Linked DNA regions of Homo sapiens: region 1 is linked to region 2. A link is a loop called in an ENCODE intact Hi-C map of the cell type or tissue named here. Cell type or tissue: Calu3. All regions are shown on one strand. Each heading gives the region's core, and the rest is flanking DNA. Links, peaks and the distances in the headings are about the cores only. Region 1 has its middle 85 kb from the start of LINC00485. Region 2 overlaps LINC02456 (long intergenic non-protein coding RNA 2456).

The links. A loop is a pair of places that touch in the nucleus more often than their neighbours do. Peaks named below come from ENCODE experiments on the same cell type or tissue, not always from the same donor. Only the 100,000 strongest peaks of a DNase experiment are listed, where the experiment ranks them.
Region 1: a loop joins it to region 2, with 11 times the contacts of the local background. A loop is called at or near these places in 4 of 110 quality-filtered maps.

The regions. Positions count from the first base shown.
Region 1 is chr12:102,733,420-102,745,467 of GRCh38, forward strand. No RefSeq gene overlaps it. Among named protein-coding and RNA genes, the nearest start is that of LINC00485, 85 kb to the right of the region's middle. In Calu3, for the core only: no CTCF peak of the experiment used is centred there; no DNase peak of the experiment used is centred there.
Region 2 is chr12:102,295,002-102,311,665 of GRCh38, forward strand. It overlaps LINC02456 (long intergenic non-protein coding RNA 2456), which reads left to right. Exons shown (of 13, transcript XR_007063427.1): 4 at 9,631-9,755. Among named protein-coding and RNA genes, the nearest start is that of LINC02456, 24 kb to the left of the region's middle. In Calu3, for the core only: no CTCF peak of the experiment used is centred there; a DNase peak (open chromatin) is centred at 6,260.

The sequences.
Region 1 (12,048 bases), core at 4,049-12,048, 440 kb after region 2:
TTTAAAGAAAATATAATGCTTATGATGCTAATTAAAAGTTTTGTACATACAGGCCGGGCATGGTGGCTCACGCCTGTAATCCCAGCACTTTGGGAGGCCGAGATGGGCAGATCACCTGAGCTCAGGAGTTTGAGACCAACATGGAGAAACCCTGTCTCTACTAAAAATACAAAAGAAGCCAGGCATGGCAGTGCATGTCTGTAATCCCAGCTACTAGGGAGGCTGAGGCAGGAGAATCACTTGAACCTGGGAGGCAGAGGTTGCGGTGAGCTGAGATCACACCATTGCACTCCATCTTGGGCAACAAGAGCAAAACTCCGTCTCAAAAAAAAAAGTTTTGTACATACAAAAAGTACAAAATTTTGCAGTTGATCCATAAAGTGTCATAAACCTGATGCCCAAAATTGATAAAAAAAATACTGAGGTAAAAGAAAACTCTAAACCATCTTCTCATAAATATGGAAGGAAATGTATATATGAAGTATTAGCCAATTTAATTCTTTAATACAATTCCACCTGGACCAAGGAATATCTAAGTAAAAAATGCAAATAGTTTTATAATTATGAATCCAATAATATATGAGATAAAAAAGGAAATCTTTTGATCATTAAATGAGTGCCCAAAATCTATTTAATAAATCATAATGTGCATTTCTGTGAAAATCTAAAACACTAATAACAGAAGACTTTTCTTAACATGGTAAAAATAACTATCATAAACCAAAGATAACACTTAAATATCAGAATATTTGACAAAAACTAAGATCAAAAGAAATATGTTGCTATCACCACTATTATTATTCATTGGGAGTTCTAATCCCAATGGAACAGGAGTAAAAGACATGGAACAGGTATAAAAGGCAGATGCATTAAAAAGGAAGATAGAGGCCGGGCATGGTGGCTCACGCCTGTAATTCCAGCACTTTGGGAGGCCAAGGCAGGTGTATCACATGGTCAAGAGATCGAGACCATCCTGGCCAACGTGGTGAAGTCCCGTCTCTATTAAAAATACAAAAGTTAGCTGGCGTGTTGATGCGCGCCTATAGTCCCAGCTACTTGGGAAGCTGAGGCAGGAGAATCGCTTGAACCCGGGAGGTGGAGGCAGTGAGCCAAGATCATGCTGCTGCACTCCAGCCTGGGCGACAGAGCGAGAATCCGTCTCAAAAAAAAAAAAAAAAAAAGATAGAATATTATTTTTATTTATAGATGATTTGATACTTTAAAAAGAATCAATTGAAAAACAATTAGTGGTTTAAAAATTTGAGACAATATAAATAATCAAAATTCCTTTATAGATATCTAATAACCTGAAGACATGAAAAATATATCAACTGTAATATATATAAAATATATAAATATATAAGTATGTATAATGGATACATAATAATGTATCAGATATAATATCCATATATCCATATAACTATATGTACTATCCCAATATTTTATATATATTATAAAGTACTAGTCATAAAATACTAGTCATGAACTAAGAGAGGCATAAAAGATTTTAATAAACTGAGAGCTTCTTCTGGAGAGGGTGGGGCCTAGAATAAATTTTTTGAAAAAGTGTTTCTTTACAAATCAACACATAGAGTGAATATAAATAAGCTTAAAATTCAAATGAACAGGCTGTGTGTGGTGGTTCATGCCTGTGGTCACAGCATTTTGGGAGGCTAAGGCAGGAGGATCACTTGAGGCCAAGAGTTTGAGACCAGCCTGGGCAATATGGTAAAACCCCATCTCTACTAAAAAAATACAAAAATCAGCCAGACGTGGTGGTGCATACCTGTAATCCCAGCAACCCAAGAGGCTGAGGCATGAGAATCACTTGTACCCAGGAGGTAGACGCTGCAGTGAGCCAAGATCATGCCACTACCCTCCAGCCTGGGGGACAGAGCAAAACTGTTTCAAAACAAAACCAAAACCGAATATAGGAGTGGAATTGAAATGTGCTTCCTCTTTTATCTTGCTTTTTCTCACCTAACACCTCCCTCTCTAGCCTTGAGTTTATAAAATTCACAGTTGTCACAAGTGTTTCCCTTTGCTGGGCCACCAACCTGGTTTGTCTGGGTTGTGAGGGGCAGAGTGGATGCTGTAAAGAATGTCTCCTCTCCTTGTAGGTGAGAGAAGAGAAGATGTTCCCTCACGTAGTTAATTCTGTGTGTCAGCTGATTACAATGCCAGACAATAGATGCCTTCCAATACAGGGGTGATAAATGTAGGCTAAATGGGAAGTGGAGTCATATTTTCTTGTTCATCTCTGATTCCCCAGCACATAGAAGAGTGATTGGCACATAATAAGCATTCAATAGATATGTGTTTAATAAAGGTTTTCACTGACTTGTGATATCTTTAATATTTTCTCACAGATTATTTGCCTGATATGTAATGATGGTTAATCCACAAATTAGTTAATCCATTGCAGATAACTGAGAGTTGATTATGCATGCAAAACAAAACCACTAAGAAAACAAAATAAAGATTATGCAGAGGGAAAAAAATCAAAGCAAAGGAAGTAATATATCAAAGTGATAACCATGGCTGAGTTTAAATGATGGGGCACTTCTGCATTTTCTAAAATATTTAACAAATATACACTAATTTTATAATAAAAAACAGCTTTTATTTTAAGTATTTTGAGATGTGTTTGCACTTTTGGGTGGATTTCAGATTTTGCTTACATGATGTCATAAAGCTCAATTGATATGGTGGTTTCTTAGACAACCAACAGATCTAATAACAAAGCATAAAACAAAGCAAAACAAAACAAAACAAAAAAACAAAAAAAAATCCCTAGATATCCAGATTTGGAATTTATCCCTAAATGACTGAAATTTTTACTTTATTATTGATTTATTCTCACATTGAAATAGTGCAGAGACCATCTCTGCATGACATTGTCTTCTAATACTATAGATAATAGGGGTAAGAGGTGTACTTAAAAGATGAACAGGAAATAATGATGGCCAATCATCAATTGCTACCCCTCTTCATACTTCTTCTGAACCTAATTTATGTTGCTAGTAGATAATTTATCATCACTGTTTTATGTTGATTCCCCCTCCCCATTGGTGAGGCTGTAAATTACCTGAGAGCAGAAACCATGCCTTGCTCATACACCCCACTCCTGGAATAAGTTAGGCCCCTGTGTCATGCTCTCTCACAATCCCCTGGGCTGCTCTTTCTGGAGCACTCTTCATAATTGTAAGGAGTGTGTTTAGCCTGCGCTCTTTTGACTTTCTCTGGAGGGGTCTCTACTAGAGTAAAAATTCTGGTCTCTTATCCCATCTCAGCTTTTTCTTCTCTTAACCAACAGAGCTTAGCCAGAGGTGTGGCCCAGCTGATTGGCAAGGGCCATCCTGAGTTGGCTGCTGGTCAGATAGGAGAAGGTGAAAGTGGGCACAGATTGCTTGGCAATGGGTGCTATTGGCAGAGAACCTTAATGATGTTTGGCTCTGTCTTTCTGCAGGGACTATAAGTCGGATGATTAAATTAGTTCCCTGTGAAGGAGGCCTATAGTTTTGTGGAAAAAATTCAGTTCAGGGGCACATTATAAAGCCCTCTTGGCTAAGTAAGCCACATGCTCCAAACAGTTTTATCAGTCATAAAGCTGGTGTGCTTATTTCTTCCTTTTCTTTTTCTTCACTTTTCTCTTCTCTTCTCTTCTCTTCTCTTCTCTTCTCTTTTCTTTTCTTTTCTTTCTTTTCTTTTTGAGACAGGGTCTCACTTTGTCATCCAGGGTGGAGTGCAGTAGTGCAAACACGGTTGACTGCAGCCTTGACCTCTCAGGCCCAAGTGATCCTCCCACCTCAGCCCGACAAGTAGCTGGGACTACAAGCAAGCACCACCATGCCTAGCTAATTTTTGTATGATTGTAGAGATGGAGTTTCGCCATGTTACCCAGGCTGGTCTTGAACTCCTGAGCTCAACCGATCCGCCCACCTCTGCCTCCCAAAGTGCTGGGATTAGAGGTGTGAGCCACCATGCCGGGCCTGGTGTTTTGATTTCTACCATTCTGACTCCCGTGTCTCTCTCAGGTGATCCAGAACTTGGGTGGGGAAGAGAATGGTATAATGACATGATTTTTTAAAATGCTAAATTGTTTTGAATTGAATATCTGTATTGCCTGCTAGACTGGAAGGTCAATGAAAGCAGAGATCTTCTATCTGTTTCATCATTGCTTCCCCAGGGCCTATCATTGTGCCTGGCATATTATAGGCCATCAATAAATATTTGTAGTATGAACAAATAAATTTATCTTTTGATTATCATTTTTTAGTATAGTCCCTGACATAGAAGTAGGGCTTAGTAAATATTGATTTGAATTGGAGCTGAGGTTTCAGATGGGGGTGGCATCAGGAGTCACATTCTGGTTCATTCTTCTTGGTTCTTTGACCCAGTCCTCCCTATTCCTGGGTGAGTGCTAATAGCCCCTAAGCCAACTGTACTTGTTCATGTTGCTTCTCTTTCCCACCTCAGCACAGCGCATAAGGGGAGAGGGGAGTATAGTCAATGGGAACCTATCAGTTTCCTACTTGCATGCCTCATCTCCAGCCCCGTGGCAGAACATTTATTTTTTATTGAAAAAGACAAAAGCTGGGATAAAAGAGGAAATGAGGGCATTTAATCATAATAGTAATAGGACTTAGAGTGTGTTCCACCTTCCCAGTAGCAGAAAGAACCTGTACGTAGGCTCTCCAGTCACCCTGTCCAGGCACTGGTCCACCTCCTAGATCCCGGGGCTCACTTTGGGCTGTGCCTTCTCCTGAACTCCATCTAGATTCTTAATTAAGAACAGAACATTTTCTTCATTTCCACTACACAGAGGAATGACATTATATGCAGAACATCTGTAAATCTTAAGTGTGGGCCTCAGGCAGCACCACTTTCCCACACATAAATCTTTGTGTGAGCTTAGGTCAATCGATACTTGCCTTCATAGGTGACTCTGGGGTCAAGCACATGTCCTTTAGACTATAAGGTCAGGACCCTCTTTCCAATGGGAAAGAGGCCACAATTGCAGAGAGCTGAACAATGGCCCCAGGTCGTGGCACTTGTCTGTGTTTTTCCTCCTGCAGTGCTCTGGCCTGGATGACTGGAAGCCCATTCAGTCAGCTGGAGTCTCAGACTTTCAGTCTGAAGGTGTGGCACAATCACCTATTCAGGGCTAATGTTCCTCCTCAACATGTGCAGTCCAGCCTACGATTTCCCTCTTCCATGGGCAAGGAGATAACAATGTCTTGGAGATCAGTCACTCCATCTTCACACAGCTTCTGTCAAATGATGCCCAACCATGTGCGGATGGCCAAAGCACACCTGGTGCTTCCATATGATAGAATGTAATGCAGCTGTTGAAGATCGTATCTTTTAAAAATTATTTAACCATCTGGGAAAAGGTTGATGATGGATTATTAAGTGAAAAAAATTATTACACTGTAATATAGATAGATGATAGGTAGATAGATGATAAATGGATCAAGCATGAAAGATGATGAGTGCCTCAAAACACTGAAGAGCTCTTCGAGACACTCAATCTCAAACCGAGGAACCATGTTTCTATAACTCTCTGTTTTGCCTTATGTTATCTAGAAAGACAAGCAGACAGAGTATATGTCTAGGAGGAAACAATCATAACCATTATTTAAATGCAGAAATGTAGAGAATCCAGAGCATGGTGCAACACCAGAGTTCCCATTCAGTCTATTCGCTGAGTCACCAGTGGTCACCGGGGGTCCTTCTTCTGCTGCTCTCTTTCCATCTTTGCTTCCTTTCTATCTCTATGGTTTTCCCACCCCTTTACACATTTCTGCAGCATCTTAACATCACTCTGGCCTTAACAGAGCCTTGCAATCCTCCACAGAAGCAGGCTTAAGGCCTCTGGGGGTTACAGAGTGAGGCATTTTTTGAGGTGAACTCCTCTTGCTAATATTTAGCTCATCACATATAATTTATGGGGTTATTTATAGTAAAGAACACCCTATCAGGGGTAAGAGGGACAGAAAACCCCATCAGGTTTCATTGGATTTGCCATATAGTTAGGCAGACATATCATGAAATGTGTTGACCTAGAAGAGAAGATACCCAGTTTTTAATGGAAAGCAGAAGGGTTACCCAGTCATAATCATGGCTAGACTTAAAAGCTGCCTATTTCTATGTTTTAAAGTATACTTTTCTCTTATTTTCATAATCATCACTCTATACTCCTTAAAAAAAAGGTGACTACATCCGCCGTTTGCATTGCTTCTTGAGAAAGTTTGAGAAATAAATTCTCATAAGTAAGCTGGAGCCATGGAATTTCTGATTGAGGTTGGAGTTACTGGAACCAAAAACCAATGTGAAAGGCAAAGCCTAACAATAAAGGCAGTGAGAACCAAATAGATAGCAGCAAAGTGACCTCTCTAAGGTTAGATCAGAGGATGCATGTTGCAGAACAAGGGGAATAAAATAGATAGCTGTGATAGGGCTGGACTCTGGAGGTCTGAGGAAGCTTGATTTGATGCTGAAGCCCATTGGAAGGGCAAACCCTAGAGTTGAGGCTGCAGGGCCTCCCCTCCTGCCCTCAGCTCTTATTCTACCCCACCTTCTGCTCGTGGCTCATCTGTCTCTCTCCTTCCCAGGTGGGGAGCTCAGCTGTTCTGAAAAACAAAATAGGAAGTCACTTATATGCCCTGGAGCCCTGCTTTTGTAATTCTGATACAGGGCATTAGACCTAATTTAATTTGAAAATAATATAGTAAGATGAAAGGAAATCCCACTTGAGCTTCTCATTTTAAAAAGAGTTCAAAAAAAGATAAAGTAAGCCTGAGAACCTCAAAGAAGGCCCTCTGGTCAATAGAGGCAGACAGGCCAGATGTTTTTGCCATCTGTGTCTTGTCCCCTCTGACATGGGGCTAGCTGAGGGAGAGAGGCACACAACAGAAGAGCAGGCTAGCTTGCTAATACTGCCCTCTTATTTAGCTCATGGAAATGTCATAACATCTAAGGTCTTACTTTCCCTCTGGATTTGAGGGGAAAACATCTATAGTCCTCTTGAACTCATTTCATGGAAGGAACTTTGTTACAGTGCAAAATTTCACCAAAGATTAATTGAACTTGACATCCTGAATGTCTTTTGCACAATGTACTAAAGTGGATTTTTTTTTTAAAAATGTCAGTATCTGATCCTTGGTGTGTGGTTTTTAGATGTCCAAAGTATTCCCACTTCTCAAATTCCCTTTAAGAAGCTGGAATGCAATGCATTTCTGAGTGTTCTTTATTTCAGTTGAATCCCCACCTTGCTATAGCAGTACTAAATATACTTAAAATCAACAATTCATCACAATAAAAAAAAAATACTGAGTGATATCCAGAGTGGCTGGCCTTCGTTCAACACCAACCATTCTCTAGTTTACGGGAAATTAGGATCACAGGCCAGCTTTACATTAACTGGAAAGTGTACGCTACCATCTTGTGGACAAAATATCAATAACACTGAAATATACTCAAGACAACTTACCATCTCTTTTGTATTACAGTGAACATTTATTTTGTCCTGGGTTCCCACATGCACTCATGGTGACCATTCCATGCAATTTAGAACTTTGGCACTGAATTATCTTTGTTAATAAATTGGGTACAGTTCAACATGAAGAAAAGCGAGCTTACCAAGAAAATTTTGGAACCCAAATACCAGAGACCTGGATCCTCATGTAACCTTCGCCTTTGATTCTTGCCTCTTCAGTTTTCACTTTTCTAAATGCAAAATGCAAGTGTTGATTCTGGTCATCTTATACTGAACACATAGGTTTTTGGTTGGTGTTGACAGGGTTAGATTTTTATAATATCCCGAGGAGTTGAACGTTATGATCCCAAGAGAAATTAATTTATTAACCAGTTGTTCTTTAACTGATACAAAAATTAGTTACTCTTCTCCTGGATGGTTTGCACATGAACATACAGGTGCATATCTCACTTGCTATGGTACCAAACAATGACATCATAGGATGCAGAAGGAGATGGTGTCATCACAGCTGTATGACATGAAAGTTATAGGATCACAGCATCTTAGGGTAGGCAAGGACCATCAAGTTCATTAAATTCAATTACATTTCTAATGCGTGAATCACTTGTATAATATCCAATTGCTTGTTGAATCTCTTCTTCTAGAATATAAGAAAGTACTTGAAAAGGGGACCACGTAAAAGACAGGAAAACAGGAGATTTCTATTCCAAATTTCTAAGGATGCTTTTTTTTATTGCTGTTGTTTGCTAATAGATATTATGACAGTTGGTAACTAGAGAATCTCTAAGGAAGAATCTGTAACTATCAGTCTCCTACCCTTGATGTTGTGGTTCTAGTCTATTTACAGTATGCCAAATAGCTTCTTGCCCACTGGAGCTCAGAAGACCTTCTAAAGTTAGAACTTTCCAGTGTTAAAAGTTTCTACTACAAGCTAAGGGTCTGTTGTATTCCCTCAATTCTTCCTTTAAGCCGTCATATCTAAGTTAGAAACATGTGCAAGTATGTGTGTTTGTGTGTTTGTGTGTTTTTCTGTGTGTGTCCATATACTTGTGTGTGTGTGTGTGTTCTCGGTGTTTTTCTTACTTGTAGGAAAATGATGACTCTCTCCCACCCCCAATTTGGTACTAGTGGCAAAGCATCATTTAAGAGGGCCACACACTGGTCATTTTTGTTATGAGCAAAAAATATAACTGGTCTTACACAGTTTTCCTTCCTGTTAAAAAAAGGAGTAATCTGTATCTTCTCTACCTCCCATAGATATATTTTGACAATTACGATACCACCATCTTTCATTAGCTCATTAATCTAAATATATATGTTTCTATTACAACATTGCTTACATAACAGAGAGCCAATTTCAAAAGAAGTATGTTCACCCCATTTAACTATTCATGCTGAAGCACTGAGTTTTGCAAATAGAAAAGCCCTAAAGCTACAACAAGATGATGACAATGATGACAGCAACAGTAACAGAGACAATACAACACTTAGACAGGCATTTGTTCCCAGTACTGGGTCTGAGGAGGACAGGTGAGAAATAGAAATGTAACTGACTACAAGTGAGTGACTGGACCAGGGATTCCAGAGCAATTCCGCTTGCCTTTGTATTTCAAGGTTCTTGACCCTCCTCTTCAGGAGTATATTATGGGTTATTATTTTTTTTTTTTTCATTTTATCTTGTGGCAAAAGTATAAATGTGGTCTCTGAAGAGAGGTCATTATTTTAAAAGGTCTGAGAAGCTTTAAAAAAGCTGTGATCCCACCCAAATCTCAACTTGAATTGTATCTCCCAGAATTCCCACGTGTTGTGGGAGGGACCCAGGGAAATGTAATTGAATCATGAGGGCCGGTCTTTCCCGTGCTATTCTCGTGATAGTGAATAAGTCTCATGAGATCTAATGGGTTTATCAGGGGTTCCTGCTTTTGCTTCTTCCTCATTTTCTCTTGCTGCTGCCATGTAAGAAGTGCCTTTTTCCTCCTGCCATGATTCTGAGGCATCCCCAGCCATGTGGAACTGTAAGTTCAAGTAAACCTCTTGTTTTCCCTAGTGTCAGGTATGTCTTTATCAACAGTGTGAAAATGGACTAATACAAGCTGGATAGAAACTCTGCCTTGATTAGCTATGAAACCAATATTGCCAAAGCACCTTTTTTTTTTTTTTTTTTTGGATGTTCAGATAGTTCTTTTTTTTTTTTAATACTTTAAGTTCTAGGGTACATGTGCACAATGTGCAGGTTTGTTACATATGTATACATGTGCCATGTTGGTGTGCTGCTCCCATTAACTCATCATTTACATTAGGTATATCTCTTAATGCTATCCCTCCCCCTTCCCCCCACCCTACCACAGGCCCTGGTGTGTGATGTTCCCCTTCCTGTGTCCAAGTGTTCTCATTGTTCACTTCCCACCCATGAGTGAGAACATGTGGTGTTTGGTTTTTTGTCCTTGCGATGGTTTGCTGAGAATGATGGTTTCCAGCTTCATCCATGTCCCTACAAAGGACATGAACTCATCCTTTTTTATGGCTGCATAGTATTCCATGGTGTATATGTGCCACATTTTCTTAATCCAGTCTATCATTGATGGACATTTGGGTTGATTCCAAGTCTTTACTATTGTGAATAGTGCCTCAGTAAACATACGTGTGCATGTGTCTTTATAGCAGCATGATTTATAATCCTTTGGGTATATACCCGGTAATGGGATGCCTGGGTCAAATGGTATTTCTAGTTCTAGATGCTTGAGGAATCGCCACACTGACTTCCACAGTGGTTGAACTAGTTTACGGTCCCACCAACAGTGTAAAAGTGTTCCTATTTCTCCACATCCTCTCCAGCACCTGTTGTTTCCTGACTTTTTAATGATCACCATTCTAACTGGTATGAGATGGTATATCATTGTGGTTTTGATTTGCATTTCTCTGATGGCCAGTGATGATGAGCATTTTTTCATGTGTCTGTTGGCTGCATAAATGTCTTCTTTTGAGAAGTGTCTGTTCATATCCTTTGCCCACTTTGTGATGGGGTTGTTTGTTTTTTTCTTGTAAATTTGTTTTGAGTTTTTGTAGATTCTGGATATTAGCCCTTTGTCAGATGAGTAGATTGCAAAAATTTTCTCCCATTCTGTAGGTTGCCTGTTCACTCTGATGGTAGTTTCTTTTGCTGTGCAGAAGCTCTTTAGTTTAATTATATCCCATTTGTCAATTTTGTCTTTTGTTGCCATTGCTTTTGGCGTTTTAGACATGAAGCCCTTGCCCATGCCTATGTCCTGAATGGTGTTGCCTAGGTTTTCTTCTAGGGTTTTTATGGTTTTAGGTCTAACATTTAAGTCTTTAATCCATCTTGAATTAATTTTTGTATAAGGTGTAAGGAAGGGATCTAGTTTTCTACAAACTTTTCAGAAAGCTGAAAGTTTCAGCTTTCTACATATGGCTAGCCAGTTTCACAGCACCATTTATTAAATAAGGAATCCTTCCCCATTTCTTATCTAAATCTAATGAGGGGAAGGAACCTTTCATATCCCACTGTTTCCCACAATTTGGACATAGTATTTTCAGTTTACATACATTTTTATGTGAGTGATGGATTGTTGAATGCTAATACTAGAATTTTATCATAACATTATCAATGTTCTGTTTTGAAGAAGACTTTGCTGCATTCTTAGAGTTTTAGGGTAATTTAAAATTATTATTGTCTCCAGATGAACTTATCTCCAAATGAATAGTGGAACTCAATGAGAAAATAAGGCTCAGTGTCTAGAACATCTCTACACAGTCAACCTTTTAAATACTTATTTGTTCTGTATTTGAGAAATATGGGTAATAGACATAAAAGGTAATCTGAGAGTAAAGGCATTATATAAATTCCAAGAAGAGCTTAATAGTAAGAAGAATGATATGATTTATTGAATTTCTATGACATACCAGGTAGTCTGCCAATACTTTTCTCTATCCTGTCTCCAGTCTTTACCGTAGCCTGACCATCACCACTTCAAGCTTGGTATGCTTAAGTGGCTCACCCAAGTCACACAGTTAGAAGTACTAGATTTGGAACTCAGAGTTTATACCCTGCTTATGCCATACTGTGGTCTTTATTTAAAGATTGTGGTGTGTCCTGGGTGAGTTTTGATAGGAGGACAGTAAATTTTATAAAGCAAAATACCCACCTACAAGGTATCCAAATTAGTATTGTGGCTATTTAAGACTGTAACTTGGGAGAGAAGTTGAAGCTGGTGATACAAATTTTGTGGTCACCTGCATAGATGCCAAAGCTAAAGATTAGAACTGAGATCACTGCAGGAAGACATAGGAAGAATGGAACACAAACCAATATTCTAAAGAATGCTAACAGGTAAGTGGGTGGGATAAAAGAATGAGCCTCTGATCCACAAGAAAGCCAAGAAACAAGATATGGGTAGTATCCTTATCCACTACTTACAGATCAGGAACCTGCAATACAAAGAGAGAAGTGACTTGTTCAAGGTCACACATCAAATCAGCATCCAACCTGGGACCATAAACCATGGTCCATGTCCACCAACCCATTGCTT
Region 2 (16,664 bases), core at 1,893-9,892:
CTTGATCTTGTTCTTCTAGATTCCAGAACTGTGAAAAAATTTTTTTCTGCCACCTGCTCTATGGTATTTTGTTATGGCAGCCCCAGGAAACTCATGACTAATGATGTCAAGCATTTTTTTCTTGTGTTTATTGGCCATTTGTATATTTTCTGTGGATAAATGTTTTCTGAGATTGCTCATTTTAAAATTGTCTTCTTATTGTTGAATTGTTGAGTTGTAAGAGTTCTTATATATTCTGCATACTATGCCCTTAGCAGACATATGATTTGCAAATATTTCCTCTAATTCTGTGGGTTTTCTTTTACCTTGTTGATAGTTCCTTTGATGCACAAAAGTTTTTAATTTTAATTAAAGCCAACTTATCTAATTTTTCATTTCTTGCTCATGCTTTTGGTGTCATATCCATTTCAAAATCCAAGGCATGAAGATATTTCCTTTATATTTTCTTCTGAGAGTTTTATAGTTTTAGCTGTTACGTGTATATTCTTAATCCATCTTGGATTAATTATTACCTATGGTGTGAGGTAAGGGCCCATTTTTTTTTTTTTTTTTGGCATGTGGCTATGTAGTTGTTTTAGCAATGATTTGTTGAAAGAGCTATTCTTTCACTATTGAATTGTCTTGACACCTTTGTAAAAAATAAGTTGACTAAAGACACATGGTTTTATTCTGGACTCCCAGTTCTTTTTATTTATTTTATTTTATCCACAGGGTGTATATGTGCTTGTTTGTTACATCGGTATATTGTGTACTGGTGGGGACTGGGCTTCTAGTTTACCCATTACCCAAATGGTGAACACTGTACCTGATAGATAGTTTTTTATCCCTTGCTCCCCTCCACAACCTCCTCTCATTTGGAGTCTCTAGTGTCTATTATTTCCATCTTTAGGTCCATGTGTATCCATTGTTTAGCTCCCTATTGTAAGTGAGAACATGTGGTATTTGATTTTCTGTTTCTGAGTTAGTTCACTTAGTATAATGGCCTCCAGCTCCATCCATGTTGCTGCAAAGGACATAATTTCATTCTTTATGGCTACGTAGTATCCCATCGTGTATGTATGCCACATTTTCTTTATCTGGTCAACTGTTGATGGACACTTAGGTTGCTTCCATGACTTGGCTATTGTGAATAATGCTGCAATGAACATACAAATACGGATGCCTTTTTGATATGATTGTTTCCTTTTCTTTGGGTGGATAGCCAGTAGTGGGATTGCTGGGTCCAGTGGTAGTTCTATTTTTAGTTATTTGAGAAATCTCCATACTGTTTTCCATGGAGGTTGAACTAGTTCAAATTCTCACCAATAATGTACAAATGTTCCCTTTTCTCCACATCCATGCCATTTATTGTTTTTTCACCTTTTAATAGTAGCCATTCTGACTGGTATAAGATGATATTCTGATTTTAATTTGCAATTCTCTGATGATTGCTGATGTTAAGCACTTTTTCATGTGTTTGTTGGCTGCTTGTATTTTTTCTTTTGAGAAATGTCTATTCATATTCTTCTCCCAAGTTTTAATGGGGTTGTTATTTTCTTGTTGAGTTATTTATATTCCTTATAGATTCTGGATATTAGTCCTTTGTCAGAGGCATAATTTGCAAATATTTTCTCTCATTTGGTGGGTGGTCTGTTTACTCTGTTGATTATTTCTTTTGCTTTTTAGTTTAATTAAGTCCAATTTGTCTATTTTCATTCCTGTTACATTTGCCTTTGGGATCTTCATCATAAAATTATTTGCCTATGCCAATGTCCAGAATAGTTTTTTCTATGTTTTCTTCTAGGATTTTTATAGTTTCAGGTCTTACATTTAAATCTTTAATCCATCTTGGGTTAATTGTTGTATATGGTGAGAGATAGAGGTCCAGTTTCATTCTTCTGCATATGGCTAGCCAATTTTCCCAGCACTATTTATTGAATAGGGTGTCCTTTCACCATTGTTTATCTTTGTTGACTTTGTCAAAAATCAGTTGATTGTTAGTTTGTGGCTTTATATCCAGGTTTTCTATTCCGTTCCATTGATATTTGTGCCATTTTTGTACTAGTATCATGCTGTTTTAGTCAATGTAGCCTTGTATTATAATTTGAAGTCAGGCAATGTGATGCCTCCAGATTTGTTCATTTTGCTTAGGATTTCTTTGGCTATTCAGGCTCTTTTTTGATTCCATGTGAACTTTAGAATTTTTTTCTAATTCTGTGGAATATGACATTGGTAATTTGATAGGAGTTGAATGTGTAGATTAATTTAAGCAGTATGGTAATTTTAACAATACTGATTCTTCCAATCCATGAGTGTGGGATGTTTCCCCATTTGTGTTATCTATGATTTATTTCAACAGTATTTTGTAGTTTTCCTTGTAGAGATCTTTCACCTTCTTGATTAAATTAATTGCTAGGTATTTTGTGTGTGTGTGTGTGGCTATTGCCAATGAGATTGAGTTCTTGATTTGGCGCTCAGCTTAAATGTTATTGGTGTATAGAAATGCTGTCGATTTATGTATGTTTATTTTGTATATTGAAATTTGTTTATCAAGTCTAGGGGTTTTTGGAGGAGTCTTTAGGGTTTTCTAGGTATATGGTCATGTGATCAGTGGGCAGAGATAATTTGACTTCCTCTTTTCCAATTTGGATGCTTTTTTTCTTTTACCTGATTGCTCTGAGTAGTGCTCCTAGTACTATGTGCAATAGGAATGCTGAGATTGGATATGCTTGTCTTGTTCCAGTTCTTAAAGGTAATGCAATCAACTTTTTTCCATTTAGTATAATGTTGACTGTGGGTTTGTTGTAGGTGGGTCTTATATTTTTAGGTACTTTTTTATTTTTATTTTTATTTTTTTTAGAGGAATAAAATAGTGGCTACTCCATAGGCAGAGCAGCCAGGTATGGTCTTTTGATGCCTAGTTTGTTGAGGGTTTTTATTATGAAGGGACTTTGGATTTTATTGAATGCCTTTTTTCATGTATTGAGATAATCATATGGTTTTTCTTTTTAGTTTTGTATGTGTGATGAATCACCCTTTTCAATTTGCAGATGTTAAACCGTACTTGCATCCCAGAAATAAAACCCACTTGATCATAATTAATTATTTTTCTGATGTGCTGTTGGATTCAGTTTGCTGGTTTTTTCTTGAGAATTTTTGCCTCTATACTCATCAGAGATATTAGTCTGTAGTTTGCTTTTCTGTGTGCGTGTACTGGCCTGATTTTGGTGTCATGATGATACTGGTTTCATTGAATGAGTCACAGAGGAATCCCTCCTCCTTGAGTTTTTGGAATATTTTCAGTAAGATTGGTAGCAGCTCTTCTCTGTGTATCTGGTGAAATTTGGCTATGAATCTCTCCGGTCCTGGGCTTTTATTTGTTGAAAGATTTTTTTATTACTCACTCAATTTCATTACTTATTATTGGTCTGTTCAGGATCTCTATTTATTCCTGGTTCAATCTTGGAGGGTTGTAGGTTTCCAGGAATTTATCAATTTCCTCTAGGTTTTCTAGTTTGTGTGCATAGAGGTGTTTATAGTAGTCTCTGAGGATCTTTTGTATTTCTGTGGCATCATTTTTAATGTCCCTTTTCTCATTTCTGATTATAATTATTTGAATCTCTCTTTCTTGGTTAATCTAGCTAGCAATCTATCAATTTTGTTTATCCTTTTAAAAAACTAACTTTTTGTCGCATTGATTCATTATGTCTTTAAAAATAATCTCAATCTCATTTAGTTCTGCTTTGATCTTTGTTATTTCTTTTCTGCTACTAGTTTTGGGTTTGGATTATTATTATTTTTCTAGTTCCTTGAGGTTCAATGTTAGGTTGTTAATTTGAGATTTTTCTATCTTTTTTTATAAGGGCATTTAATGCTACAGAATTTCCTCTTAGCACTGCTTTTGCTGTATACTAGAGATTTTAGTATGTTGTGTCTCTATTTTTATTTGTTTCAAGAAGTCTTTCAATTTCTGCCTTAATTTATTATTTACCCAAAGGTCATTTGGGAGCAAGTAGTTTTGCTTTCATGTACTTGTGTAGTTTTGAGAGTTCCTCTTGGTATTGATTTATAATTTTATTCTACTGTGATCTGAGAAGATACTTGTTATTATTTTGATTTTCTGAGTTTATTGATACTTGCTTTATGGGCAAATATATAGTCAATTTTGGAATATATTCCATGTGGAGGTGAGAAGAATGTATATTCTGTTAGATAAAATGTTCTGTGAATCTCTATTAGATTCATTTGGTCTACATCCCAGTTGAAGTCCAGAGTTTCTTTGTTGATTTTCTGCCTTGATGATCTGTCTAGTGATGTCAGTGGGGTGCTGAAGTCCCCCACTCTTATTATATTGCTATCAATATGTTTTCTTAGGTCTAGTAGTATTTATTTTATGAATCTGGGTGCTCCAGTGTTGGGTGCAGATATATTTAGGATAGTTAAATCTTCCTGTTGTATTGACTTCTTTATCATTTTATAATGACCTTTTTTGCCCCCTTTTTTTTTTAACTGTTGTTGGTTTAAAGTCTGTTTTATTTGATTGAGGATGACTACTCTCTCTTGCTTTTGTTTTCCATTTGCGTGATATATCTTTTTCAACCCATTTACTTTGATTCTATAGCTGTCTTTAGCCAGTATGTATGTCTCTTGTAGGCAGTACATGTTTGGGTTTTCCTTTTTTATACAGTTTGCCACTCTGTATCTTTTAAGTGGAGCATTTAGGCCACATACATTCAAGGTTAATATTGATATGTGAGGTTTTGTTTCTATCATGTTGTTGTTAGCTGATTGCCTTGGGATTTCAATTGTGTAATTGCTTTATAAGGTCTGTGAGCTTTTTACTTATGTGATCTTTTATGATGGTGAATGTTGTTGTTTAATTTCCATGTTTAGAACTCCTTTGAGGTTGGGCAGTGGCTCATGCCTGTCATTCCAGCACTTTGGGAAGCTAAGTGGGAGGATTGCTTGAGGCCAAGAGTTTTAGACCAGCCTGGTCAACATAGTGAGACACCATCTCTACTAAAACAACAACAACAAAAACAAAACTCCTTCGAGCATTTCTTGGAGGACCAGTCTAGTGTTGATGAATTCCCTATTTCTCCTTGATTTATGAAGCTTAATCTGACAGGATATAAAATTATTGGGTGGCATTTTTTTTTCTTTAAAGATGCTAAAAATAGACCCCCAATCTCTTCTGGATTGTAAGTTTTCTGCTGAGAAGACAGCTACTAGTCCGATATGATTATATATATATAAATGCAATTAGACACTTCTCTCTTGCCATTCAGGATTATTTTGTTTACATTGACTTTGGATAGTCTTGGTGAAGTTCTTGCAATGTATTATCCAGAAATTCTCTGAGCTTCTTGTATCTGGATGTCAAAATCTCTCCTAAAACCAGGGAAGTTTTCTTGAAGTATTTCTGCAAATAGGTTTTTCACACTTTTTGCTTTTTCTTCTTCTCCCTCTGGAATACCTATAACTTACAGGTTTGTACACTTTTATATTTCACAAAGGCTTTGTTCATTAAAAAAAATTTTTTAAATATTATGTCTGACTGAGTTAATTTGAAAGACCTGTCTTCCAGCTCTGAAATTCTTTCTTCCACTTGGCCTATTGTTAACACTTTCAATGTATTTTGTAACTCCTTGACTGAATCTTTTATTTCTAGAAGTTTTGTGTGTGTGTATTTTTTTAAATGACATTTATCTCTTCTTTCATGTCCTAAATTGCTTTTCTATTTGTATGGGTTTTCTGCTTTTTCTTGGATCTCACTGAGCTTCTTTAAAATCAGTATTTTGAATTATTTATCTGATATTTCAAAGACTTCATTTTGGTTAGGATTTGTTCTGAGGAGTTAGTATTCCCCTTTGGGGGTGTTGTTACATTCTGTTTTTTCCATACTTTCAGAGTTGTTTCCCTGGTTGTTTCTTATCTGGATAAGCTGTCTCTCCTTCTTATTTTTTAATTTTGCTTCCCTTTGGACAGGATTATTTTGCCCCCTTGAGGAGGTGTCTGTACTGTATGATGTGGTGTAGTGTCCTTTGGGTTTGGTTCTGGGTATTTTCAGTGGCAAAGAGTCTGTATAAATTCTTTGGTAATAGCCTTTGTATGGTGACTTTCTCAAATGCTGGTTGTTGTAGTGATGTGCTAAGCATGTGAGCAGCCTCACTCACTGCCTCCTGTGGGCTCAGGGTGATGGAAGTCTCAGGAAGCTTATTTCATTCTCCAGTACTCTGCACTTGAGTCAGCAGATTTCCTGTTGTGTTGCACCATTCAACTTCCAGGCCAGTAGGTGGTGCTTATGTCTGTTTTTATCTCCTACACCCTTGTGGTTCTTATGCTTAGTGTTCTACCCATGAGTGAAAATTGGGTATTGAAGTACCCAATTATTGATGAATTGTCTATTTCTCTCTTCATTTAAATCAATTTATGCTTCATATGTATTGGTGCTCTGTTGTTAGGTGCATATATATTTTTGATTGATGTATCTTTCTGGTTAATTGACCTTTTAAAAAACATCTTCTTTTATCTATAGTAATATCTTTTGTTTTAAGGTATATTTTGTCAGGTAATTGTATAACCATTCCAACTTTCTTGTGGTTGCTGTTTGCATGATATTTCTCTTTCATCTTTTTACTTTAAGTCTATTTGTATTTTGAATCTAAAGTGTGTTTCCCATAGATAGCATGTATTGACTCTTGTTTTTTGATCTAGTCTGAGAATCTCTGCCTTTTGACTGGATTATTTAGTCCATTCACCTTTAATGCTATTATTGATATAGTTGGAATTATGTTTGCCATTTTTGTTTTTTATATATCTCATGTTTCTCTTGTTCCTCTGTTTCTGCTTTACTGCTTTCTTTTGCATGAAGTGAATATTTTATAATGTAGCATTTTAATTTTTTAAATTATTTTTTCACTATATTTTTGAGTTATTAGTGGTTACTCTAGGGTTTTTCTATATACACTGTGACTTATAATAATCAGTTTGAGATTTATACTAAATTAATTCTAGTGAGATACAGAAATGTTACTTCTATATACCTTTGTTCCCTTCCCCCCATTTTTGTGATACTATTCTTATTCATATTACATCTATTACATCTAATATCTGAATATTACAAACCCAACAATGCATTGTTGTAATGATAAATTTACACGCTTTTATGTTTTTTAAGGATATTGAGGAGAGCAAATACAGACACACACAAACACACACACACATTTATAGCTTTTGTTGTGTTAGCCTTTTAATTTATCATTTCTGGTTCTCTTCATTTGTTCCTGTGCATACAAGTTGCCATCTGAAGTCATTTCCTTAATCCAATACAGCTTTGCCCCCACCCACCTCTTTTGTTCTATTATTGACCAATATTACATTTTTATGTTATAGGCTCAACATCACATTATATACTTCTTTATACAATTACTTTTAAAATCTTTTAGAAGAAGAAAGGAAAAGAAATGCCTTGACTTTTACAATTAGATAATTACCTTTCCTGGTTCTTTTTGCTTTTTTCATATATATATTCCAATTACTCTCAGGGTTCACTTGTTTGTAGCATGAATTTCTTTTAGTACTTCTTATAAGGTAGGTCTGCTAGCAACACATTCCCTCTGTTTTTATTAGGACATGTCATTATTTTACCTTATTTTGGTGGATATAGAATTCTTGGTTAATAATTGCTTTTTTTGGTTCATTCTGAATATGTTGTCCTTCTGGCCTCAATTAATTCTGCTGAGACATCAGCTGTTAATCTTCCTGGAGTTTCAGTCTAAGTGATGAGTCATTTTTATCTTGATGTAGTCAAAATTTTCTTATTGTCTTTAGCTTTAGCTTTTTCACTTTTAGGTGTCTTTTGATGTGACATTGTAATCATACTTTTTAAATCATGGCCCATTTTATTTGAAAATATTATTTGAAATTATTTATAATCTCTACTTTGAAAACTTTTTCTGTTCAATCTGACATCTGATGTCTGTTAAATCTGACATCTGGTAAGTCTTCCAGGCAGTTTCTGTTGTCTACAATTTTTTTTCAGTGTATTGCTTATTCTTTCCTGCTTCTTTATATGTCTCATAATTTTTTGTTGAAAAATTTTAGGTAGTATATTGTAATAATACTGGGTACTGGTCTTCTGGGGCTTGTTGTTATTTGCTTATTTACTTGTTTGTTGATTGACTAGATTATTTTGGTGTAATTTATTTCTTCCTCTGAAGCATAAAGTCTATAAAGTTGTTTCTCAGGGGATGCAGTTTGATATGCTCACAGTCAGCTGGCAACACAGTGGATTTGGGAGAGCTCTCTTTTGTCTTTTTCTCTGGTCATACCCAGGTATTATGCTCCACTACTTACTTGCTGGCTGATGGCTCTGTTGCTTTCAACAATGCCCTGGAATATAGATTGTTTTACAAACTGACCCAAAAATTTGGGCTCTTCTTAAAAAATTGTTCCTGAGGTCAGTTTTTGAGATTTGTTTTGACCCTAAGAGGGTTCCTCCCAGATGTCTTGCTTTCTATTTCTCTATAGCAAATCATCCAGCTTACAACTTAGGCTATATCTCTAACAAATCTATCAATTTTTTCCCAATTGCTTTTCACAAACTTTCACTGTTTTTGAGAGTGACTTTAGGCTTGAAATTGTCCATGGTTTGTTGGAAATGAAGTCAATTTCTTTGGGGAGAGATTTTAAGTATTCTGTTATACAGCGTGCTTCTCTACGTTTGGGCAAAATCTCTGAGCCACAGCTCTGGTCCTGGAACAGGGACAATGACAGACTTCCCTCTAAATGATATACCCACTTTAAGTGCTAGTAACTTTTGGTGTGTGTGTGAAGTGGTCCCAGTTCAACTCGGCTTGACTCTGCTAGTATGGCACTGATATGGTTTGGCTGTGTCCCCACCCAAATCTCACCTTGAATTGTAATAATCCCCACCTGTCAAGGACAGAGCCACGTGGAGATTGAATCATGGGGGCAGTTTACCCCATTCTGTTCTTGTGGTAGTGAATACATCTCATGAAATCTGATGGCTTTATAAATGGGAGTTCCCCTGCACAAGCTCTCTCTTAGCTGCTGCCATGTAAGATGTGACCTTGCTCCTCATTCACTTTCCTTCATGATTGTGAGGCAGCCTTGTGGGACTGTGAGTCCGTTAAACCTCTTTGCTTTACAAATTACCCAGTCTTGAGTATGTCTTTATTAGCAGTGTGGAACAGATTAATACAGGCATCTGTTAAAGCAGACTAAATATGGCCTGAGAAGGACTCTGTATTTCTATATTTGAGTCCTTGTAGATGAACTGTAACCTAGCTTAATAGCCAGACAAAATTGAAAACCTAACTTAATAGTATGCACCGTAACAATAGTTGAGTGTTGGCCATTCCAGTGGTCATACTTCAACCACTCATAGACTGCTGAGTGTTCAAACAAGGCAAACGCAGAGCTGTGACCAACCTCACTGTTTCTGTACTTCACTTTTGATTCCCATACATCACTTTAACTTTTTGTCTATAAATTTGTTCTGACCACAAGGCACCCCTGGAGTCTCTGTGTATCTGCTGTGATTCTGGGGATGCCCAATTCGTGAATCGTTCATTGCTCAATTAAACTCCTTTAAATTTAACTCAGCTGAAGTTTTTCTTTTATCAGATAATGTCAGAAGCAGGATCCAAAGTGGAGCTTCTAGTGACCCCCAGGAGTGCTGAGTAAACACGCAAGGTACCTGCAGGACCCACTTGTGTCCATTGATCTCTCAGAGCAGCTGGGCATCGTGGGTAAGTTCCCTCTTGGATTTTGGAGCTCCACGGATTTGTGTTTTGAGCTCTCTGAGTTTCTTTGGGCAAATTTCTGATCCAAACTGGGTTTGGAGTTGTGACAGAAACTGGACTGGGTCCAGGAACAGATTTGATCCGGGAATTAACTGGCTTGGATCCAGTTAGAGGCCTCTTACATCTGACTGGGTCAGAAAGGAACTGGTAGTAAGCAGTAATATTTCAGGGGTTATAGAGTTTGGCTTTTGAAAATTCACAAGGATTTTTGTGCTCTACCCTTTTGTTCATTTTTCTTGCCTGCATCGGTAGGAAAAAAAATCATTGGATAAGTTAATCAAGAGAGCCTGAGAGTAAAGCCAATATTTTAGGTAAAAATGGAATCCTTAATTTCTGGAAAACTGAGTTCCTTCTGGCTTATACTTTAGGCCTGGGAGGCAGTGAAGTCTTACAGAAATGGCAAAATCTTACTAAAGGTAACTTACAGTGGAACGTTCCGAATGAACAACAATGCACTGAAGTACATTTACAAATGAGGGCTCTTGGTAAAGTCCCTTTTGGCTAAGAACAGGGTTGGCACTACGGGATGTCAACTGCTGTTTTCTTTGGAATAATCTGCCTTGCACTCTTTGCTGACAACTATGGGTGACAGAATTAGGATCGTGGGACACGGAGAGCTTTTTCCTCCCCCAAAAGGGAAAACTTGAAAGCTGATGGGACTGCTGGAAAAAAAATCCTTTTACAACAGCAGCTGCAGCCGCCTGAACTTCTCAGTATCACTGCAATGGGTTGGTTTTTCTCTGGTCTTCCTGAGCATTTTGCCTTCCCCACCCTGCCATAGGCAAACCTTTTCTCTCTCTCCTTTCTGTTTTTCATCTTTTCTGTTACTCAGGGCAACCATCATGCCCAGAGACCATGTGTTGAAACTCCTAGTCAGAGGTTGGATTAAAGATGATGGGGCCCAGCTGAGGGCAAATTTAAGCCTTGTCAGTTTGATATTGGGTGCTAAGCAGAGTGGCTAATGTCTGTTTATCACATGTGTTTTACTCTGGCCAGAATGAAAAAAGATAATTTTCCTTTATGATGCAGCTTGTCCCCCAATGGGATGGTGTGGCAAGCTGGGTTACCGGGGCCACTTAGGGAAAGGAAACACAGAAACCTGGCATGCAGGCCAAAGGGTAAGAATTTCTTACCAGTCAGATTTCTGGCTTCTCCCTCTCTGTGCAGACAGTTGATTAAATGGTAAAAATTGCTGTTTAAGCCAGGCACGGTGGCTCACACCTGTAATCCTAGCACTTTGGGAGGTTGAGGTGGGCGGATCACTTGAGGTCAGGAGTTCAAGACCAGCCTGGCCAACATGGCAAAACCCCATCTTTACTAAAAATACAAAAAATTAGCTGGGTGTGGTGGCAGGTGCCTGTAATCCCACCTACTCGGGAGGCTGAGGCAGGAGAATCACTTGAACCCAGGAGGCGGAGGTTGCAGTGAGCCAAGATCACGCCATTGCACTCCAGCCTGGGCAACAAGAGTGAAATTCCATCTCAAAAAAAAAAAAAAAGAAAGAAAAAGAAAAAAGTCACTGTTTATCTCTTCTGTAAAGTTTTGATTAATGCAAAAAAGAATTCCGAGGCTAGTCTTAAACTGATATATTTGTGCTATGAATTTGTTTTTCTGTGTCAAGGGGTGCCTTAAGATAAAACATGGGCTTAGGACCCCATAAGCTCGCTGCTCAAGATGGCCCAGCAGGCTGGTCAATAACAAACTTTCCTGCAGGTCCCTGAAACAAACAAATGAAAAACTGGATGGGGTCTCCATCTTGTTTCATGTCCTTGGGAGCTTGACCTTGTAACCACGTGGCAGTACTTTCTCTTGGTCTCCACCTTCCAGGGAACACGAATTTTAGGTTTTATGTCATAGTTAGCTCTAAAAATTATCTTAAGTAGTTAAAAGCCTCTACAAGCTCAAAATTAACTACTCTAGACTCCTTCTGGGAAGAACAGTGGAACTTTCCCTGTGGTATAGCTTGGTACATAAGGTTTTGGCCTTTCACACTAGAAGTCCAGGTTCAATTCCCTGCTTAGAAAGCAAGCCTTTTCTGGTTTAATATCTACATAACCTTGTCTAGTCTCTTCTCCACCATGGACTATCCTAAGTTTTCCTTTCGCTGAGCACCTGGGAGGTTACCTTTGGTAAAGTTCAAAACCAGAAATATTGGCCAAACTGGGTAATAAGAAATTTTAAAAGGATATTATTAAAGGGTGCTATGGTTAAAAGTCAGCTTAATTAAAAGCAGATATTCAAGCTCTAAGAGCCTGGATTCCTTGGGAAAAACAGGAGGCACCAGAAACCCATTTCCTGGCCCTGTTCTTCCTAGGGCTCCACCCTAAAGCCAATAACCAATTAAGAAACTTAAAAACTGGCAAATGAAAAATCTTATAACTACTGTAGTAATCTTCTTATGTCTGTCTATTTGTGTAATTATATATGTGTTGTGTGTAATGTTTATATAAAAGAGCTCCAATTAATTGGCTTAAACAAAAACAAGTGCTTAAATAAAATATTTTGAAAGCAAAATAAAAACTGTAAGGCCTTTTAGTTCATGTAACTTTAGTAATTACTGGGAAATAAAAACAGCTTTAAAGATTATTGATAAAATAAACACATTTTGTCTAAATTATGCCGGTCAGATATTAGGTTTGCTAAATGCTTTAAGGTCATAAACTGCTTTGACTTTTGAAAATTGTTCAATTTATTTTGAAGACATTAAATTCTAAATAAGGCCTGGGGATATATGGAATTATCCATGTCCCCTAGCTATGCAAAGAAGGTTATAAAGAGATTTTACATAAGAAAGGATGTTTTTTGGTAAATTATTGTCCTAAAGTAAAATGACTGGTTGTTTAAAAAGAGGGATGTTTAGGGCAGGTCAGAAAGTCTAAACATGTCATACATGGTATGTGTAAGTCGTGACAATTTATGAAAAGAAATTAATGCCAGAAATGCTTTACAATTTATTTTTTTATTATTATTATTTTTTATTATACTTTAAGTTTTAGGGTACATGTGCACATTGTGCAGGTTAGTTACATATGTATACATGTGCCATGCTGGTGTGCTGCACCCACTAACTCATCATCTAGCATTAGGTATATCTCCCAATGCTATCCCTCCCTACTCCCCCGACCCCATAACAGTCCTCAGAGTGTGATATTCCCCTTCCTGTGTCCATGTGATCTCATTGTTCAATTCCCACCTATGAGTGAGAATATGCGGTGTTTGGTTTTTTGTTCTTGGCGATAGTTTACTGAGAATGATGATTTCCAATTTCATCCATGTCCCTACAAAGGACATGAACTCATCCTTTTTTATGGCTGCATAGTATTCCATGGTGTATATGTGCCACATTTTCTTAATCCAGTCTATCATTGTTGGACATTTGGGTTGGTTCCAAGTCTTTCCTATTGTGAATAATGCCGCAATAAACATACGTGTGCATGTGTCTTTATAGCAGCATGATTTATAGTCCTTTGGGTATATACCCAGTAATGGGATGGCTGGGTCAAATGGTATTTCTAGTTCTAGATCCCTGAGGAATCGCCACACTGACTTCCACAATGGTTGAACTAGTTTACAGTCCCACCAACAGTGTAAAAGTGTTCCTATTTCTCCACATCCTCTCCAGCACCTGTTGTTTCCTGACTTTTTAATGATTGCCATTCTAACTGGTGTGAGATGGTATCTCATCGTGGTTTTGATTTGCATTTCTCTGATGGCCAGTGATGATGAGCATTTTTTCATGTGTTTTTTGGCTGCATAAATGTCTTCTTTTGAGAAGTGTCTGTTCATGTCCTTCGCCCACTTTTTGATGGGGTTGTTTGTTTTTTTCTTGTAAATTTGTTTGAGTTCATTGTAGATTCTGGATATTAGCCCTTTGTCAGATGAGTAGGTTGCAAAAATTTTCTCCCATTCTGTAGGTTGCCTATTCACTCTGATGGTAGTTTCTTTTGCTGTGCAGAAGCTCTTTATTTTAATTGGATCCCATTTGTCAATTTTGTCTTTTGTTGCCATTGCTTTTGGTATTTTAGACATGAAGTCCTTGCCCGTGCCTATGCCCTGAATGGTAATGCCTAGGTTTTCTTCTAGGGTTTTTATGGTTTTAGGTCTAGCATTTAAGTCTTTAATCCATCTTGAATTGATTTTTGTATAAGGTGTAAGGAAGGGATCCAGTTTCAGCTTTCTACATATGGCTAGCCAGTTTTCCCAGCACCATTTATTAAATAGGGAATCCTTTCCCCATTGCTTGTTTTTCTGAGGTTTGTCAAAGATCAGATAGTTGTAGATATGCGGCGTTATTTCTGAGGGCTCTGTTCTGTTCCATTGATCTATATCTCTGTTTTGGTACCAGTACCATGCTGTTTTGGTTACTGTAGCCTTGTAGTATAGTTTGAAGTCAGGTAGTGTGATGCCTCCAGCTTTGTTCTTTTGGCTTAGGATTGACTTGGCAATGTGGGCTTTTTTTTGGTTCCATATGAACTTTAAAGTAGTTTTTTCCAATTCTGTGAAGAAAGTCATTGGTAGCTTGATGGGGATGGCATTGAATCTGTAAATTACCTAGGGCAGTATGGCCATTTTCACCATATTGATTCTTCCTACCCATGAGCATGGAATGTTCTTCCATTTGTTTGTATCCTCAGTGGTTTGTAGTTCTCCTTGAAGAGGTCCTTCACATCCCTTGTAAGTTGGGTTCCTAGGTATTTTATTCTCTTTGAAGCAATTGTGAATGGGAGTTAACTCATGATTTGGCTCTCTGTTTGTCTGTTGTTGGTGTATAAGAATGCTTGTGATTTTTGTACATTGATTTTGTATCCTGAGACTTTGCTGAAATTGCTTATCAGCTTAAGGAGATTTTGGGCTGAGACAGTGGGGTTTTCTAGATATACAATCATGTCGTCTGCCAACAGGGACAATTTGACTTCCTCTTTTCTTAATTGAATACCCTTTATTTCCTTCTCCTGCCTAATTGCCCTGGCCAGAACTTCCAACACTATGTTGAATAGGAGTGGTGAGAGAGGGCATCCCTGTCTTGTGCCAGTTTTCAAAGGGAATGCTTCCAGTTTTTGCCCATTCAGTATGATATTGGCTGTGGGTTTGTCATAGATAGCTCTTATTATTTTGAAATAGGTCCCATCAATACCTAATTTATTGAGAGTTTTTAGCATGAAGCGTTGTTGAATTTTGTCAATGGCTTTTTCTGCATCTATTGAGATAATCATGTGGTTTTTGTCTTTGGCTCTGTTTATATGCTGGATTACATTTATTGATTTGCGTATATTGAACTAGCCTTGCATCCCAGGGATGAAGCCCACTTGATCATGGTGGATAAGCTTTTTGATGTGCTGCTGGATTCGTTTTGCCAGTATTTTATTGAGGATTTTTGCATCAATGTTCATCGAGGATATTGGTCTAAAATTCTCTTTTTTGGTTGTGTCTCTGCCCAGCTTTGGTATCAGAATGATGCTGGCCCCATAAAATGAGTTAGGGAGGACTCCCTCTTTTTCTATTGATTGGAATAGTTTCAGAAGGAATGGTACCAGCTCCTCCTTGTACCTCTAGTAGAATTCAGCTGTGAATCCATCTGGTCTTGGACTCTTTTTGGTTGGTAAGCTATTGATTATTGCCACAATTTCAGCTCCTGTTATTGGTCTATTCAGAGATTCAACTTCTTCCTGGTTTAGTCTTGGGAGAGTGTATGTGTCGAGGAATTTATCCATTTCTTCTAGATTTTCTAGTTTATTTGCGTAGAGGTGTTTGTAGTATTCTCTGATGGTAATTTGTATTTCTGTGGGATCGGTGGTGATATCCCCTTTATCATTTTTTATTGCGTCTATTTGATTCTTCTCTCTTTTTTTCTTTATTAGTCTTGCTAGCGGTCTATCAATTTTCTTGATCCTTTCAAAAAACCAGCTCCTGGATTCATTAATTTTTTTGAAGGGTTTTTTGTGTCTCTATTTCCTTCAGTTCTGCTCTGATTTTAGTTATTTCTTGCCTTCTGCTAGCTTTTGAATATGTTTGCTCTTGCTTTTCTAGTTCTTTTAATTGTGATGTTAGGGTGTCAATTTTGGATCTTTCCTGCTTTCTCTTGTGGGCATTTAGTGCTATAAATTTCCCTCTACACACTGCTTTGAATGCGTCCCAGAGATTCTGGTATGTTGTGTCTTTGTTCTCGTTGGCCTCAAAGAACATCTTTATTTCTGCCTTCATTTCGTTATGTACCCAGTAGTCATTCAGGAGCAGGTTGTTCAGTTTCCATGTAGTTGAGCGGTTTTGAGTGAGATTCTTAATCCTGAGTTCTAGTTTGATTGCACTGTGGTCTGAGAGATAGTTTGTTATAATCTCTGTTCTTTTACATTTGCTGGGGAGAGCTTTACTTCCAACTGTGTGGTCAATTTTGGAATAGGTGTGGTGTGGTGCTGAAAAAAATGTATATTCTGTTGATTTGGGGTGGAGAGTTCTGTAGATGTCTATTAGGTCCGCTTGGTGCAGAGCCGAGTTCAATTCCTGGGTATCCTTGTTGACTTTCTGTCGTTGATCTGTCTAATGTTGACAGTGGGGTGTTAAAGTCTCCCATTATTAATGTGTGGAGTCTAAGTCTCTTTGTAGGTCACTCAGGACTTGCTTTATGAATCTGGGTGCTCCTGTATTGGGTGCATATATATTTAGGATAGTTAGCTCTTCTTGTTGAATTGATCCCTTTACCATTATGTAATGGCCTTCTTTGTCTCTTTTGATCTTTGTTGGTTTAAAGTCTGTTTTATCAGAGACTAGGATTGCAACCCCTGCCTTTTTTTGTTTTCCATTTGCTTGGTAGATCTTCCTCCATCCTTTTATTTTGAGCCTATGTGTGTCTCTGCACGT